Linked DNA regions of Mus musculus: region 1 is linked to region 2. Evidence: chromatin loops called from intact Hi-C (ENCODE). Cell type or tissue: left cerebral cortex. All regions are shown on one strand.

Region 1 (8,000 bases), 65 kb after region 2:
CTCTCTGCCACATGGCCTCTTTCCTTTATAGGACAAGCCCAGGGTCCCACAGACCAAACTGCCCACCGTCTGTAGCCAGAGATGGACATTACACCTATGTCATCTTCCTGGGACATTCTGCTCCAGCCCTCAGAAATCCTCCTCAGGCAACACACAACCCTAGGCATACCCAGAAAACCCCAGCCACAATGTACCACACCCAGCCATGTCCTGACTAAGCCCCGTGATCCCATTGGCTGATGATTGAACAGAGGAGCAGTATGGTCCAGCTTGGAGATGAGCATACCTGGGTACATCACCTGTTGGGGAGGGCTCCTGCTTGGAAATTAGCATACCTAGGTACATCACCTATGGGGGAGGGCCCCAAGGCTTCCAAGAGACTCCTCTCTTTTGTCAGACAGGGCTGTCTTCAAAACATTATCCGGAAACATTACCACTAAATCAGTCTGGTATATGTACTGCCCATCCCAGGACACCTAGACCTGAGAAGAAAACAATAAGAGATCCAGGTGGGCCTCTGAGAGCCCAGGGACCAAACAGCAGGGAGTTTTGTGGCCCAAGACGGGTGGCCTGGGCCATCTCTGGTCCGGGGGTACAAGCAGCTTTTGGCAAAATCTGGTTCTAATTTTACCCTTATTATAATAGTTATACATATTCACTGCAGAAAGATTTAGAAACTACACATATGCAAAAAGAAGAAAATAAAAATATCCCATAATCCCACTAACCCGAAATAACTTGTGCTAACATTTTGCGCATATATATGCTCCCAGACTTCCCCAGGCATAGGATATGTATTTTTGGTGCCAAGTGGGAGCATACTGTACAACCTATTCTGTAACTTTTCTCCATTTAACTCCATGTCAGTATCAGATCACTAACTGTTCTACAGTGTCATCTTGTAACATCCAAATTAGCCCAAAGACAGCAGAGGACAGTTTGGGGGCAATTTTACAACACACCCAACACACACACAACACACACACACACAAAATTGTCTCTAGGTATTAAATATGTAAGTGGACTTTGGAAAAATAACTTCTCTGTCTTCAGTCCAAACTCTGCAGTGTCACAAAAAACAGAAATGTTATCTGATTTGAGGACACAGCTTTCTATAGGGATGTCTCTTTGTCACCCTGAGATGCTGACCCACTGCAAGGATGATGTCATCCAAGGTATTTCTGAGGCTTTAAGACTGGGGGGGTGGAGGGGGGTCTCAGCATCAGGGTTGGTTCCAGTGAGAGGCTGTGAGTGACAGTCACAGAGAGGTCCCACAAATTCCTATCAGCTCTGCTGAGAGTGAGATACACCCCTCAAGTATGGAACAGCTGCTCAGGAGCGGTCTGCCTAACATGCTTAAAAGGCAGAGAATAGACAGAGATTGAAGTGCACCCAGAGACTGTGTGGAAATCCAGAAAGGGAGTCCTGGACAGAGACGAGGACCGACCGGCAGCCATCGCTGGGCCAGGCCCTGATCCACTGGGACTTCGCGCCAGCCTGTCCAAGAGAAGAATTACCTGCTATATGACATCCCTGGCACTGGGAAGTTGTCGTTTTCTGGCTTATTTGACTTTATGTCCCTCTGCGCTTTGGGGAAGGCCCCTTAGGAAAATAACAACCTGGGATGGATGTAGCAGAGTTGGGACCATATGACCACACAGACATTAGCCTGTCAAGTGCTCCCGAGTCTGGCCAGGGCAACAGGCCTCGGGGTGCAGCAGAACTCCTAGTTTTAGGGGACAGCCTTGGGTGTATATAACATCCAGATCAATGCCAGATCAATGCCCCCGGACTTGCCATGATGCTCTCTGCTTCAGCCAATTGAAACTGATACCACGGCTGCTGCAGCAAACAGAAGCCCCGTGACAGCCACCCAGCTGGCCCATCGATTGAGAATATCTCTTGGGCATCAGGACCCAGGCTCTGCCCTGCCCACTCCAGGACACAGAGGACTTCAGTAGACCTAGAGCCCCATCCTGCGATGCTCTTGGGAGCCAGGAACTTTGACCCAAGCTGCCTCCTGTCCTCTGCTCCCACTGAGATTCTATTATCTCCTTGGCCACAGTCCATCATGGCTAAGACCAAAAAAGAGAAGAGGTCCTATGTTTCTGGGAATTGTCCCCACACAATGCTCTGAAGGGTGTCACACAGAGGCTGCGGCCTCTGGCCTCCTGGGTCCTTCACTCTGCCTCCTGTCAGACCAAACAAATCATTCCTCCACCACCTCCTGGCCTCCCTTCTGAATGTCTGCTGTGTCTTCTGAGATAAACTGGGTTTAGGTCCACCTTCATTCAGTACAAACTCACGTTAACCTGACTACATCTGAAAAGACCATTTCCGAATAAGACCCGTCCATGGAGAGGCTGGTTAGAGACACATAGAGACACATGGTGACCCACCACATCAGGTCTTTCCTGGAATGTCCAGGAAGGATGGTATCCCCTCTTCTCCCGAGCAATGCTAGCCAGCAACAGACTGTCTCTGCCCATTCCCCGGAAGACATGTGTCTACTTTCTACTCTGTAACTTTCCATCTGTCCTTAGCTCCTCCCACCTCAAAGTCACAGTCAGGATAGGACAACCTGATGACCACATCCACAAGCACATGGGGCAGGAGGGCAAGTGTGGAGATTATTCTTACAGCAGCATTAGCACCGCCACAAAACACAGGTTCCTGGGTCACATGCTGTTTCTTCAGGTCCAGAAAGTTCAGGGTAAGATCAGCAGGCAAAGATAGGCCTGTAGGATCTCTGGCTATGATTCTCATGAGGTTCCAAAAGTCACTCCCGTGAGTTCAGATCTATGCCCCAAGATCACGAGATGGCCTTGATCACACTGGCTAGAAACAATTCCTACCCTGTGTCAAATAAAATATGACTGTCCCCTATATGTAAAGAGCACCCTGAAATAAATAAGACTCTGTAGAAACAGATTATGCAAATAACCGCTTCTACAAAAATCCAAGTGGTAAAAAAAAAAAAAAAAAATGCAAACGACGCTGAGCGTTCCCAGAGCTGGGCATATGTAAGTTAAAGGGTGAGGTGGTTTCTACACTTCGCCTGAGAAATGTCTTGCAAAGGTATAATACCTGATGTCGGTAGCTATAGATAGAGGATCCCCCGACGTGCAGAGATGTCTATAAATATCCTTGACTTTTTCTAAATAATCCAGGTGTCATTTTAAATGAAAACTTAAGGAATGCAGATCCCCTGCCCTGGCAATCTACTCTGAGGATTTTCTCTAAGAAAGCTGAAAGTGCCAGAGAACACACAATGCCTGACACTGTATATGCGCTGGTTGTAAAGAGGGCACTTCCCACCAGGAAACGGACGGGGGGAGTTACGTTTGTGGTGGGAGGAAGAGAGGCTCTTGATTACAGTCCTGTTATAAGACTCAGTGAGGTGAACACATGATGACTTATTCCTGTGGTTGAACTTGGTGATGACTAAGGAGCTGTGCCGACAACTTGGCCAGTAAAGAGTTTGCTGTGCAAGCCCGAGGGCCCAAGTTCAGATCCCTGGCAACATGTGAAAAGCTAAGGTCTAAGCCTAGTGCTGGGGAAGCAGAGACAGAGCCCTAGGGCTTGCTAGCTAGTCAGGCTCACGGACTTGGCAAGCTCCATGGTCTCTGGAGAGAGGCTCTGACTTGGAGGTTAGGGTAGAGGGTGGAGAGGCTGAGCAGATGGCTCAGGGGGCAGCGGCTGCTCTTGTAGAGGACCTGAGTTTGGTTCCTAGTGCTACTGACATCAGGCAACTTACAGCCACCTGTAACACTTCAGCTCTGGGCATCTGACACCCACTTCTGGCCTTCCTGGGTACCTAAGTATTCACACACACACACACACACACACACACACGCGCGAACTGATTACAAAATGAGCTCTCTCTCTCTCTCTCTCAAGTAGACACAGCTGTTTCAGTGAATGGACACACTGATGCCTTTATACTTGAACTTAGAAAAAATAACAAGGGTGGTGTGTTGTTTTGTGTGTGCCCCATGCAAACTTTATCACCCATTGATATACAACAACAACAAAATCTCTTCATTGCTCATCTGAAGTTTAAGTAGCTCTCCCCACCTCATACACTCACCCCTAGTCATTCAGTCCCAGGGAAAAGAGCCACATAGTCCCCACAGCTCTGGTTCTCGCCTGTCTTGTCCTGCTTCTACCCAGTGTGCCCGCTGTCCCTAGCATTATCCTGGTAGGTCACTTACGTCTGCTCGCCCGCCCTAGAATGTCTAAGTGGATCCCTGTGGACCGGGCCTGCAACCCCAAAGCACTCGTGTCCAGCATGGTTATGGCTTAAACTTTGGACCTTTCTGATGTTCTGACCCCAGGAATTGTGGGGTATGTGCGAGCAAAATGGCTCCTTATCTTTAAGGCTTGTAGCACCGGTTTGCCTCTCAGGGCTAGGTGGAGCACCCCACTTCCTTAGCTCATGTTGGGATCTCACAGCCTTCTCCATCTGGTGATGTCCCATCCTCTTCCCCCAGCCCACAGAATGCTGCTCCATTCAGCTCTCGCTCCTGCATGCTTCATCTATAGTTCCTATGAAGCTGGACTCCAGCAGGACCTGGTGACCTCGGCCAGGTTGAGACCACTCAACCCCTCCAAGTCGTGGTAGGTCAGGTGATGTGTTTCCAGAGGTATGCCTAAGCATTTCTGAGTGTTTCAGGGCTGGGATGCACTCACCCTTTCAGCCTGCACCTGCCATTGGATGAAATTCAGAACGTCCATACTTTACACCGGGCAGGACGGGAAGTCCCCGGGACTCCACAGACACAAGAGCCTCCCCTGGAACCGCTGCTTAACCCACATGCTTGTAGAGTTGGGAAGCCACCTGATGTTAGGTTTCCAGCCCACACTGATCTTTGTCAATTATGCTCCAATATTTGAGCCCTAACCAGCTTTAAATTGAATCAGGACGAAATCATCAGAATAAAAAGAGCCCAGGCCACAGCCTTCCAATTCCAGCACTGAGAAAAAAAAAGTTATACATTTCATAATGGCCTTCTACCCCATAATGAACAGGAAGAATAAATTAGATTCCAAGCTAAGGGTATATTTATGCAATTTCATTATGTGCCCATGAGCAAGCCTGGTTTTCACCAAGATAAAAATGAATACTCAGAAACACTCACGCTAAATAAATGGAGTGATTTAACAGCTTAACAGGGAGCGTGGAAGAGGAACTGAAGGACAATGTCAAAAATGGAAAAATAAAAATAAGAGACTGGATATACCACCCTGCGCCGAGTGCAAAGTGCCTGCGGCGATTAGAGCCAACTGCCTGCAGGCGGGCAGCGAGGCCTGTCCCTTGAGGCAGCTCATCCCCAGCGCTCAGGTGACCCGAAGCCAGGAAAGCAGAGGAAATGTGGGCTCCCCCTGACATGAGCCCTGGCATTGGCTCTCTGAGCCCTGGAGGGCGGGCACAAGCCCAGACTCCCGGCCCCAAGCCAGCTGTCCTCACAGGGACCACGCTGGCAGTCAGGATGTCACTCCTCAGGAGGAAGCTTCCAGAAGATCTTCTCCATTCTGTTTTGCTTCCATTTCTGGGCTGCTGGATGTTGGATAGCTTTAGTGTTGGAGGTGGAAGTGGACCTTCTTCCCTGGGATGATCAGGTTGGCCGGGGCCACAGGCTTTCCTGCGAAGTTTCCCCACAAGAGTGTTTCTTTTCATGGAAACAGTACCGTATTCTCTGCTGCCTTTGAACTTCAGAGCATCAGCCTTTTCAAGATTTATTTTTATCTTAATTATGCGAATGTGTGTATGGGGGTGTGCACAGGTATGTACATACGTGTCAGTAAAAGTGCCTATGAGGGTCAGAGGCATCAGGTTCCCCCCCCCCAACTCCCCACCCTACCTCCAACTCCCCCGCCCCTGGAGCTGGAGTTGCAGCTGTTGAGAGATGCCCATAATGGGTGCTGGGGACCAAACTCAGGTCCCCCTGCAACAGCAGTACTTGAAGTGGAAACTTCTAGTTTCTTTGAAAAGTCAGGTGTGTCAAATGATGGTTCCCTGGAGCACACCGGTGAAGGGCATCTTGCAGACATGGGAAAGTTTCTCTGAAGCAGACACAGGTGAGAGGATGTTTTGCTGGAGCAGCCACGGAAAAGAATGCTTGATGAAGGAGTATAAATATGACCCCTCAGACAGTGGGAGACAAGCACTGAGCCTTGGTTTGCTCAGCCTCACTATTCTTCCCTAACGACACGCAAGTATTGTTTTTACCTTTCATGGTGCTGTTGAGCTCAACTTGTGACAACCCAGCCATTGAGAGACACTCACCCAAGAACTGCTCATGAGGTTCCCTCCGCAGCTCCCTGCTTCCGCGGCCCCACCTCAGGCCAGTTGGTAAGTCTGGTGGTTCCTTCAGGATTGAACTACAGTTGCTGGTTCATGTCTGGTGTCTGCTTGCTGAAAGGACTGGACTGTGGCTGCCAGTTCACGCCTGGTGTCTGCCTGCCTAGAGGACTGGTCTGCAGCTGAGTCGTTTTTGGTGTTTGCCACGGGACTGAGCTGCTGTCAAGGAAGATTGGACTTGCCCCCAAAGAACTATTGCTGAACAGGCCCACTTCCCCCATATCCTAATTACTTTTCTCTTCCACTACCTCTGCTGGGAGGTGGGCTAGAGGAGAGATTGAATCCTTAGTAAAAGTAGGTTGCAAAAAAATGCATGCCTACAAGTACCTGCTCTTAATCCCTGAGCTGTCTCTCCAGTCCCTCCTCTTTTCAAAGTGCCTTTTGCTGTGCCGTGCTCCAAGCTACAAAGCTGCAAAGGTTGATAAAATAATAGGCCTATTTTTATTTCTTAACAGATATTTACAAAACAAGTATAATTCTCAAAACCCCTAGGGGTGTCTAACCGGGAGGAACTCAGATAAATGGCTCAGGGAACTCCTTGGCAGCGGCTGCTTCACTTCCAGGGCACCAGTGCCAGAAATACCAAGGGCTCTGTGATATACGCAGGAGTCACAAAATGGCCACCTGTGGTTGTTTTCCCACCTCCTGGATGTGGAACCTGAGGTACAAGGGAGTTCAGCTTCACGTCAGAGAGCCAGGCTTAGACCAATCTGACCAGGAGAGATACTGTACTAGCAGCATTTAAGTTTTTAGTAACCATTTATAGTTTCTCTCTCTCTCTCTCTCTCTCTCTCTCTCTCTCTCTCTCTCTCTCTCTCTCTCTCTCTTTCTTTCTTTCTTTCTCTGGAGGTTTTTCCAGGTGTGGGATGTTTTGTTTTGAGACAGAGTCTCACGTATCCAGTCTAGCCTTGAACTCACTAGCAGCTGAGCCCCCTACTGAACATCTGAAGCCCTGGTCCTCCTGCCTCAGCCTCCTCCCACTTCCTATCCCCCCACCTCCCAGGCTAATATTACAAGCAAGCACCACCATGACTGGCTCTAACAGCCACCTTTTAAAAAGTAAAACTTAGATCTTTTTCAAAGTAGGGCCAGCAATGTGACTCAATAGGAAATCCACCAAATATGACAACCTGAGTTCCATCGCCCTGGGAACAGGTAGACAGAACCAAACTGGAGGGCTGCCTCCAGATCTCCACGCACATACCACAGTATGCACATACACTTATGCACACACACACACTGAATAAATAAGAATTTCAACATTTTTGTTTTAAATTTAAATTTTTTAAATTAAGTAAAATAAATGAAATGGGTGAAATTAATCTTAATAATAGACTTCATATAATCTAATGTACTCAGACTGTAACTGTGCACGTAATCTAGCAGATGAACCACTCCTGAGGGGATGTGCTCTGGTGCTGAGTGGCAATGCTGCTCACACCAGCCTAGTGCTCCCATGTGCCAATGGCCACCACCCTGGTCTACGCAGGCACAGACTCCTTCAGGCCTCCCTGCTTCATACACGTGCCCCAGGAGCCCAGTGTGCAATGGCCTGCTGGGAACCACTCTGACCGCCAAGCTGCTTCTCGTTTTCAAGGTTAGAGATTTTCCAACACCACCGTGCAGCCATTTTGAG
Region 2 (8,000 bases):
AGAAAGTATAATTTCTCAATTATGCAATATTTTGCATAAGGATGTAATATTTACTACATAAGAGGTTCCATGGACCCAAAAGAACATAGGCAGCTGCGCTATGAGCCAGCTTGTCAGAAAGACATTATGGAAGGAGATAAAGAGATTTAGGGAGTGGTGACTGTAAGGCAGGATGCTACCCAGCTAAACTTATTGTTTGTGCTTACAATGGCAGGCAGATTCCTGAGTTCAAGGTCAACCTGGAACAGAGCTAGTTTAGGCCCAGGCTTGGTGGGAATGGTGACCTCAGAGCTGGATCCCACCCAGATAGCTTATGGTCTATGATTACAAAGGCAGGCAGATCTCTGAATTCATTTACTATGTTAAAAAAATGTACTTCCTGTCTTTTCTAAAAGTCCTGGAGCTACTGTCATAAAATGTTAATTCATGGGATAATCAAAAGGGAACCTGGGGTGAAGAATTGAATTGATATGCAAATAAAAGACTGGGCTTTGGTCTGTAAGAGCTAAGCTGTCTGGAGATCTCTGGAGAACTGTCTGGAGAGTCATCTCAAGAAGACCATAGAGCTCTCAGCTTGTACCCACAACTGACTTTAGGTCATTTCTTTTGCCACTTCCAAACACCCTTTCTTCAGGAAACCCTCTCCAAGCTGAGGCTGCTCCTTGCCAAGAACTCATAGCCTTCCAGATCGCCTTTAACAGAGGCTACACCACAAAGGCCAAGAATTAAGTTCCTCCACACAGTGTTGGATATTGGGATACTTGGTTCTTCAAAGTGGTCATCGGGATAATTCTATTGGAGTTGGCAGGCAGGAGGATATTTGAGGCTAAGGATGATGGGACTTATGATTGTAATCTTATTTCTGCACTCCATAAATATGTTAGTGGAAATAGAAATATTCCTAAAAGGACTGGTCTTTTGTAGTGGTCAAATGCCCATTGAGAAACAGCATGGGCATGTTGAATGTGGTATAGTCAAGTAATGGAGTATTACTCAGGGTTGAAAAGGGGAGGTTATAATACATACTATAATGTGCTGCTAAAGGCCAGATTTGACTTCATACATGTAAAACAAGCAGAAGGGGTCAATAATCCAGAGAGAAGGTAGATTGGCGCCTGAAGTGGGGAAGTGGGAGGCTGGAAAGGTAGGGGTAACTTCTAGAGGTGAACTTGCCTTTTAGGGTAAGAAAACTGTTCTGGAACTAGAGGTCATAGTTATCCAAGTGGCACCGTGTCACACACTTTGAATAACTGATGGTTGATTTTTGTCATGTAAAGTTTAGCAGGGTTTGGTCTTTGGTTTGGTTTTTTAAGACTGAGTTTCTCTGTATAACCCTGGCTGTCCTGGAACTCACTCTGTAGACCAGGCTGGCCTTGAACTCTGAGATTCACCTGCCTTTGCTGGGATTAAAGGTATGCACCACCACAACCACCTAGCTAGTTTAGCAGTTTTTTATAAAAACTTGGTCCCTTTGCTGCATCTCCTGTCAGCTGAGTTCAGACACTCATCTGTCCACTTTGACTTACAACAACTTCCTAAAGGGCATCTGGTCTGAGGCCTACTCAGCGCTCAGCATCAGCTCCCTGAATCAGCTTCCTTAGCTGCCCAGAGCCAAGCACTGTGCCTGACACTGCCTGAAAAATAGGATCAAGGGGGAAAGATAGCTAAGTGCCTTACAGTGAAGGCCTCCTACTGCTGCCATCCATGTGTGGCCCTAGTAGGTCAGCTTCACTCCAGTAGATGGCCCCACACCGATGAGTATATAGGCAGTGCACACCCATGAGTATATGGGTAGCTCATATTCATGAGTATATGGGCATGTCAAACCCATGAGTATATGTAAAGCTCACACTTATGTGTATATGGGTAGTTTACACCCATGCGTCTATGGAGGGCAGCTCACACCCATGAGTATATAGAAAGCTCACACCCTTGAGTATATAAGCAGGTCACACCCATGAATATATGGGTAGGTCACACCCATGAGTATATGAGCAGCCCACACCCATGTGTATATAGGCAGAGCATACCCATGAGTATATGGGCAGCTCATACTCATGAATACCTGGACAGATCACAGCTATGTATATATGGGTAACTCACACCCATGAATATATGGGCAGTTCACACCCATGGATATATGGGAAGCTCACATTCATGTGTAGATGGGCAGCCCACACCATGTGTATATAGGCAGGTTATACCCATGAATATATGGCCAGATCACACCCATGAATATATGGGCAGCCCAAATTCATGTGTTTATGGGCGGCCCACACCCATGAGTATACAGGCAGCTCACATCTATGTGTATATGAGCAGCCCGAACAAGATTTGGTGAGTTATTATGAAAATAAAAAGGAGGGCTTAAAATTTGGAGAGGTAGGGAATGGTAGCAATTTGAGTGGAGTTAGAGAGAGTGTTAGGGGTGTCTATGATAAAATATATTGTATGCATGTAACATTTTCAAAGGTTTAATAAAATGTTATGTGAAAGAAAAGACAATCTTCCAAGGCTTCAGTTCTTCTTGAACCCAGAGCAGAAGGGGAAAGGAAGGTGATGAGGCCCCTTGCATACAGTCCCTTCTCCACTGAACCTTAACGGCACATCTGGGTGGGCCCAGACAGTGTCAACTGGACACTGCCTGTACTTACACCTCCATAATACATGACTTGTTCCAACCCTACTCCCATAGGCCTCAGAGGGTGAGAAGGATACAACCTGGCTCCTCCTGGAAGCAGGACATTGGGAATGTTTGTGAGGGTTTATCTTAATTGCATTAATTCTCGTGGGAGGATCCATGCGGGCAGTGCCACACCCTGAGTTCAGCATCCTAGACGGGATGAAAGGAGTGAGCAGGCTGAGCCCCCCTCATTGCTCTCTGCTCTTGATGATAGATCACTAAGCTCCCTCAGGTTCCTGCCTTGGCTTCCCCACAGCGATGGGCTGTAGCCCGGAACTGTGGGGCAAAGATCCCTTCTTCTCTAAGCTGCCTTTGTCAGGATATTTTGTCACAGCCACAGGAAACAAAGCTATCGCAGATGCAGAGTGCAATGGCTGGTTGGTGTCTGTGTAAGAGATAGGAGGGATCTGGGCCTGTCACCGCACGCCTGGAACAGTGGCTTCCGTAAGCTCGGACACGCAGAGGAGGTCTTGGCTACATAGCAACGACCTGTCTCAAAATCCACTGAGGAAAAGAAGGGAGAGGTGGTCTGGGGGTTAGGCACAGGCTATTGGGTTGTGTAAGGACAATGGAGACAGACTCAGGAAGGAGGCAGCTGCAAGCCAAGGAACACACGGCTGCAGTGGGTGGAAGGGCACCCTTCCTTTAAGCCTGCAGAAGCCATCCCACCATCCCTCACTCTGCTCTTCAGAACTGCAAGACAACAATGACAGGCCACTGTTTGCAGCCACCAGCATGGTGGGACTTCTGTGCCGGCCCTGGGGTGTAATCCACCTATCTGACACATACCCTGTCTCTCTGCTCTCTAGAAGGTAAGGCCACCAGCCCTCGGCTTCCAGACAGCACACAGTGGGCGATCTATAAATAGCTGTCAGCTGGAATATGATGCCATGGTGAAGCACAGAGGCTGCTGGGAGGAGACGAGGGAGGGCCGCTTCTGAGATGAAAAGCTCGTGTGGATACAGAGAGTGGGACAGGGAACCCAGGTGTCAGGAGTGGGGTCACCAGGGATATGCCAGCAGGGGTTCACCACTTGAACAGCATAGCCTTGCTTGGAGAAACCCTTGGGTGTCATAGCCTATGAGGTGGGCTGGGTACTGGCTTCTCCTACGTAGAACCTGTGGGTACATAGCTCAGTGTTCTGCAGTGCCTAACATAGCTCCCCACAACAATGGGGCATCAGAGCCCAGATGCAGACAGTGCCTTGGTGGAGAAGAAAGATAGCTGTAAGCAATGAACGCAAGTCGATGGTATAACAGGAAATCAGACCGTGCCTGTGCACATTTCTGTGTTCCCAAAGGCAAAGGCAAACCCAAGCCACTGGCTTCTGTATTGACAGCTCACAAAGGTTCCCTTTTACCTAGACATTGGGAAATCTGCTATCTGCTTCTTTGGGGACTGTGGGCCTATGTCCACCTCTAGGTAGAGAGGGAGCAGAGACAAGTCCTTCATATTGTGATGCCATAGGACCCCCCCCCCCCATGGTACCACTACCCCTCCAGCAGCAGCTGCTGCTCCTTGCAAATAACCCCTCCTTGCTGAACCCTGAGCTCCTGGCAGAGCCTCCAATAGGGAACTTGAGAGCAGCTTTGCTGGCCTTGGATCAGAAAACCCAGGTAGGAAGACATAAGCACCAAGTACTCCAGACACGGGGTCATGCCAGGAAACCTTCCCCCCTCCCACTAAGGGGCCCAGTCACATCCTCTCTCTAAGCCACTGTGTGTCTACCACAGCAGAGTAGACAAGCAGCCAGGAAGACACAGGGGGAAATGTGAGCAGTGGCCTGGAAGAGCATGTCATGGATGGTCTCCATCCCTCATTCCAGCACAGATGCGGGCTATGATGACGATGCCCTGATCCTCTGAGCCGGGAAGTTCGGCACTGTGGTGCATGCCTGAGATCTGAAGAGGCTGAGGACTGTGCCTCAAAAACAGCATCAACCAAGAACATAGCACAGGCACGCAAGTGCCCGGTAAGCCTGGGGTGGGGTGCTGTGCCTCAGCCTACAGAGGAAGGGTGTCCCTGATAGAAAGATGGGACATCTGTCCCCATGCCTGGAGGATGGGTGACAGGCTCCCCCGCAGACATCTGCCTGTGGAGGAAGGGGCTGCAGGCTGGTTGCTGCCTGCAGACAGTAACAGGGGTGCTGGCGGGGGAGGGGGGGAGTAACTCTTTTTATAGCAAGCAAACAAACAAACTGTTTTGTTCTAAGAAGCCAAAAAACCAAAAAAGAAAGAAAGAAAGGAAGAAAACACAGGAGGATCTGCTTGTGCTGGCTACGGGAAGGGTAATAAAAACTCTCCCAGAGGCATAGTGCCAGGCAACCAGGCTTTACCCATTACCCAAGACAGCTGGGAGCAAGGCTGGCCCTGCCCTCGGCCACCAGCCTGGCTGGGCACAGCGATGCCCTGTGCACAAATGATCCTTTTCTCTTTGCCGAAGCCTGGTGAAATCAGATGGCCACGGTCCTGGACCAAGAGCTGGAGGACCTGCCAGTGGGTGAGTAGAACCCAGGGCGTGTTCGTGGCTCCAGCTCTGAGACCATTCCCACCTGCCATTGGCTTGAGAAGTGGGGTAATCATGAATTCTGGCTTGCTGGGATTAGAAGTCAAGGATAAAAACCCTGGCTTGCTTCCCCACCCCACCTCACCCCCTATTTTTCCTCTCCACCTCCTCCAGTCCTTCTGGGGTCTCAGGCCCCTCGACCCTGGCTTCCTAGGCAGCCTCCCTTGCCCTGCATGGAGCTGGCACTTTGCATTCTGTTCAGCAATCCCTTTGTTCACGGCACACAGAAACCCAGCCTGCTAGTCAGAGCGGAGCTCCATCCCATAATAAACAGCATGAACTATTTATAACCCTGAAAACATCTTTATTATTATTTTTCTTCCCTCCAGAAACAATCTCACACAATCCTGTTAAGCACACACCACCAAGGAATGGCGGGCCTCGGGACGGGGCTGCTTCCCCCCGGCCCTGCCCAGCCGAGCAGATGGCGGCGTGGGCGGTAGGTACCAGCCTCCTGGCAATCCGAACATCTGTTCCCGTTAGAAAATGCTAATTGCCATCAATCAGGACAGCACCTACCCACATTTACATGCAAGCGCACATGCAAAAAAAAAAAATCTAAATTTCTCCCAGCGATGCACTGCTTGCATGTTAACTAGCCAGAGTAGCCTGAGGGCGGCTGGGCCAAAGGCTGCCACCATAGCCTGCCAGCCTTACAGGCCCTACCCAGACTCCAACCACGGTAACGATAATGGAGTTGCTCTGTAGGTAGCCTGGTTACAGGCTCTGTGGATTCTCATCGGCTTGGTCCAGGGTGGACACGGAGCCATTGACTTAAGGCATGGCAGTCGCACCTGTGCAAGGGAGCCACCCTGGCTCCGTTGTCGCTCTGAGTATCCACTCCATGCAGCTTTCTAATTGGATCTGGCTTCTGCCCCATGGCCCTCTGTAAGGGAAGGTTCTGGGTCTCTCTGCCATAATTCCCAGTACCAACCTGGCCTGATGTTCCCACCCAGATGCTTGGTCTGGAGACACGTCGGTGTTCCAGAGACATCAACTGTTCTCATGGTTGCTGAGAGTCTAAGCAGTGGGGTCACAGCCCAGGGCCAGCCTTTCCTGGCTAGCGTTTTCTACCTGGCTCTCGTGGCTACCTCCATCCTCTAGTCTCCAGCCAGGGCTTGGACAATCTATCTCATTCTTCCCTGGACACTGTTTGCCTGGTAATCACGAGGCTTCCCTAGCCCCTGGTGATATGAGTTTGTCCTGAAAGCCAGGGATGGATGTGGGGGCTGCGCAATCAATCAATCCAGCCCCTCGCAGGCTGTGGTGGAGAGGAGAAGGTGTGGTTTCCATTCACACTCAGTCCTGGGGAGAGGAGAGCAGAGCCCCTCCCTCCACTCTCAGCTCCCCACAGGGCCTGGTGCCTCCCAACAACACATGCAGACCAGCTGTTCCGCGGCACCTGGAGGGTCACCTCAGCTCCCAATCAACCCTCGGCCTGAGGATGTGATCTGAACCTCAGAGATTGTTCTATTATGTAACGAGAAGCCACGAGCCTCCTCACCCCATCTCTCCAAAGGAAAGTGATTTTGATAATTTTTCTCGAAGGTGCCAGGCGCTGTTGCCAGCCTTGGTTGCTATGGGGCCTGGTGACTGGCTGCAGGGTAAACTATTGGGATTGGAAAAAAGGTTTCGATGGGGAAGCACAGAGCTCCCCTCACCTGACATGAGGGCCACAGCCGGTGGGAAGGACCTCCTAGGATCAGACCTTGTAGGTGGGAGCCAGCCGCAGGGTGTTTCTGTGCTGGCCTCACTGTGAACACAGTACACTGCTGTCCTTGTGCACACCTGGGTCACATGGTGCATGGGATGGCGAGTATCTGTGTAAGTGGGACTGATGGGCGGGGCTAGGAGAGGGGAGAGGGTGGGTCTTTGCCAGCTGTCTCTTTCTAACTGATGTCTCTTCTAAAAAGAGATCATTCTTGTACCAACAACATGCACATGGATGTCGGGGAAGTGAGGCCTCTAACCACATACCTATTATCCCTCTCTCTCCACCATCTTCCCAGCCATCTATCACTTACCAGGGACTGTGCATCCCAGCTGTGTGCTGTCTGTGGTCACCAAGCCTGTCCCATCTTCCCCCTCCTCCCCCCCCTCCCCACAGCCTCAGGCCTTGTCCCAGCAGTCGTCCACACTCAATGGTATGAGATCCCCTGGCTTCTTGCCAGACTCTGGCAGCTAGGGCCTGCTTCCCATGATCCATTTAACAACGCTCCTTGTGACTGTAGTTCAGAAGGCAGGGCTTCTCTCTAACAAGGGTGGAGACTTTGAGCAGGGTCTCTGGGATGCTGTCTTCCTCCTCCCCTCCCCTCCCCTCCCCTCCCCTCCCCTCCCCTCCCCTCCCCACCTCTTCCTTCTTTCCCTTCCACCTCTTCCTCTTCTACTCCTGTCTCAGCCTCAGTTCCTTGCCTGTCCCGCCCAGGTTCCTGATGTGAGGACCTGGAGGTCATGATGTGAGGTCATGACATGATAGGATGACAGACCTGTTCCCTGGCTTTCAGTTCCCGTGCCGCCATCCCACCTTCGCTGTCTGTTTGGCTGAGTCTGGAGAGCTGAAGGAGGCCCCAGTGAAGCATGAGAGACTCCAGCACAAGGAAGCATGACCCAGATCCTTGGCCTCCCCAGCCTGAGCCCCCATAATAGCTAAGACGAAGAGGGGGTAACATTTTAAATATAAGCTCTACAATTATGATACAAATCAATGGCTTCCAGGCAGACAGATAGAAGGATAGATGACAGATGCATGTCT

Evidence for each region. Peaks named below come from ENCODE experiments on the same cell type or tissue, not always from the same donor. Only the 100,000 strongest peaks of a DNase experiment are listed, where the experiment ranks them.
Region 1: a loop joins it to region 2, with 2.3 times the contacts of the local background. A loop is called at or near these places in 4 of 42 quality-filtered maps.

The regions. Positions count from the first base shown.
Region 1 is chr11:118,853,100-118,861,099 of GRCm38, forward strand. All of the region lies in intron 1 of Rbfox3 (RNA binding protein, fox-1 homolog (C. elegans) 3), which reads right to left. Among named protein-coding and RNA genes, the nearest start is that of Rbfox3, 52 kb to the right of the region's middle. In left cerebral cortex, no CTCF peak of the experiment used is centred here; DNase peaks (open chromatin) are centred at 733, 3,400 and 5,247; H3K27ac peaks cover 6,224 bases.
Region 2 is chr11:118,788,024-118,796,023 of GRCm38, forward strand. All of the region lies in intron 2 of Rbfox3 (RNA binding protein, fox-1 homolog (C. elegans) 3), which reads right to left. Gm11750 (a long non-coding RNA gene) reads left to right here. Exons shown (of 3, transcript XR_001780387.2): 1 at 1-4,655; 2 at 5,126-5,182; 3 at 5,578-5,681. Among named protein-coding and RNA genes, the nearest start is that of Gm11750, 6.6 kb to the left of the region's middle. In left cerebral cortex, no CTCF peak of the experiment used is centred here; DNase peaks (open chromatin) are centred at 3,597, 4,713, 5,032, 5,718 and 2 more places; H3K4me3 peaks cover 325 bases; H3K27ac peaks cover 5,410 bases.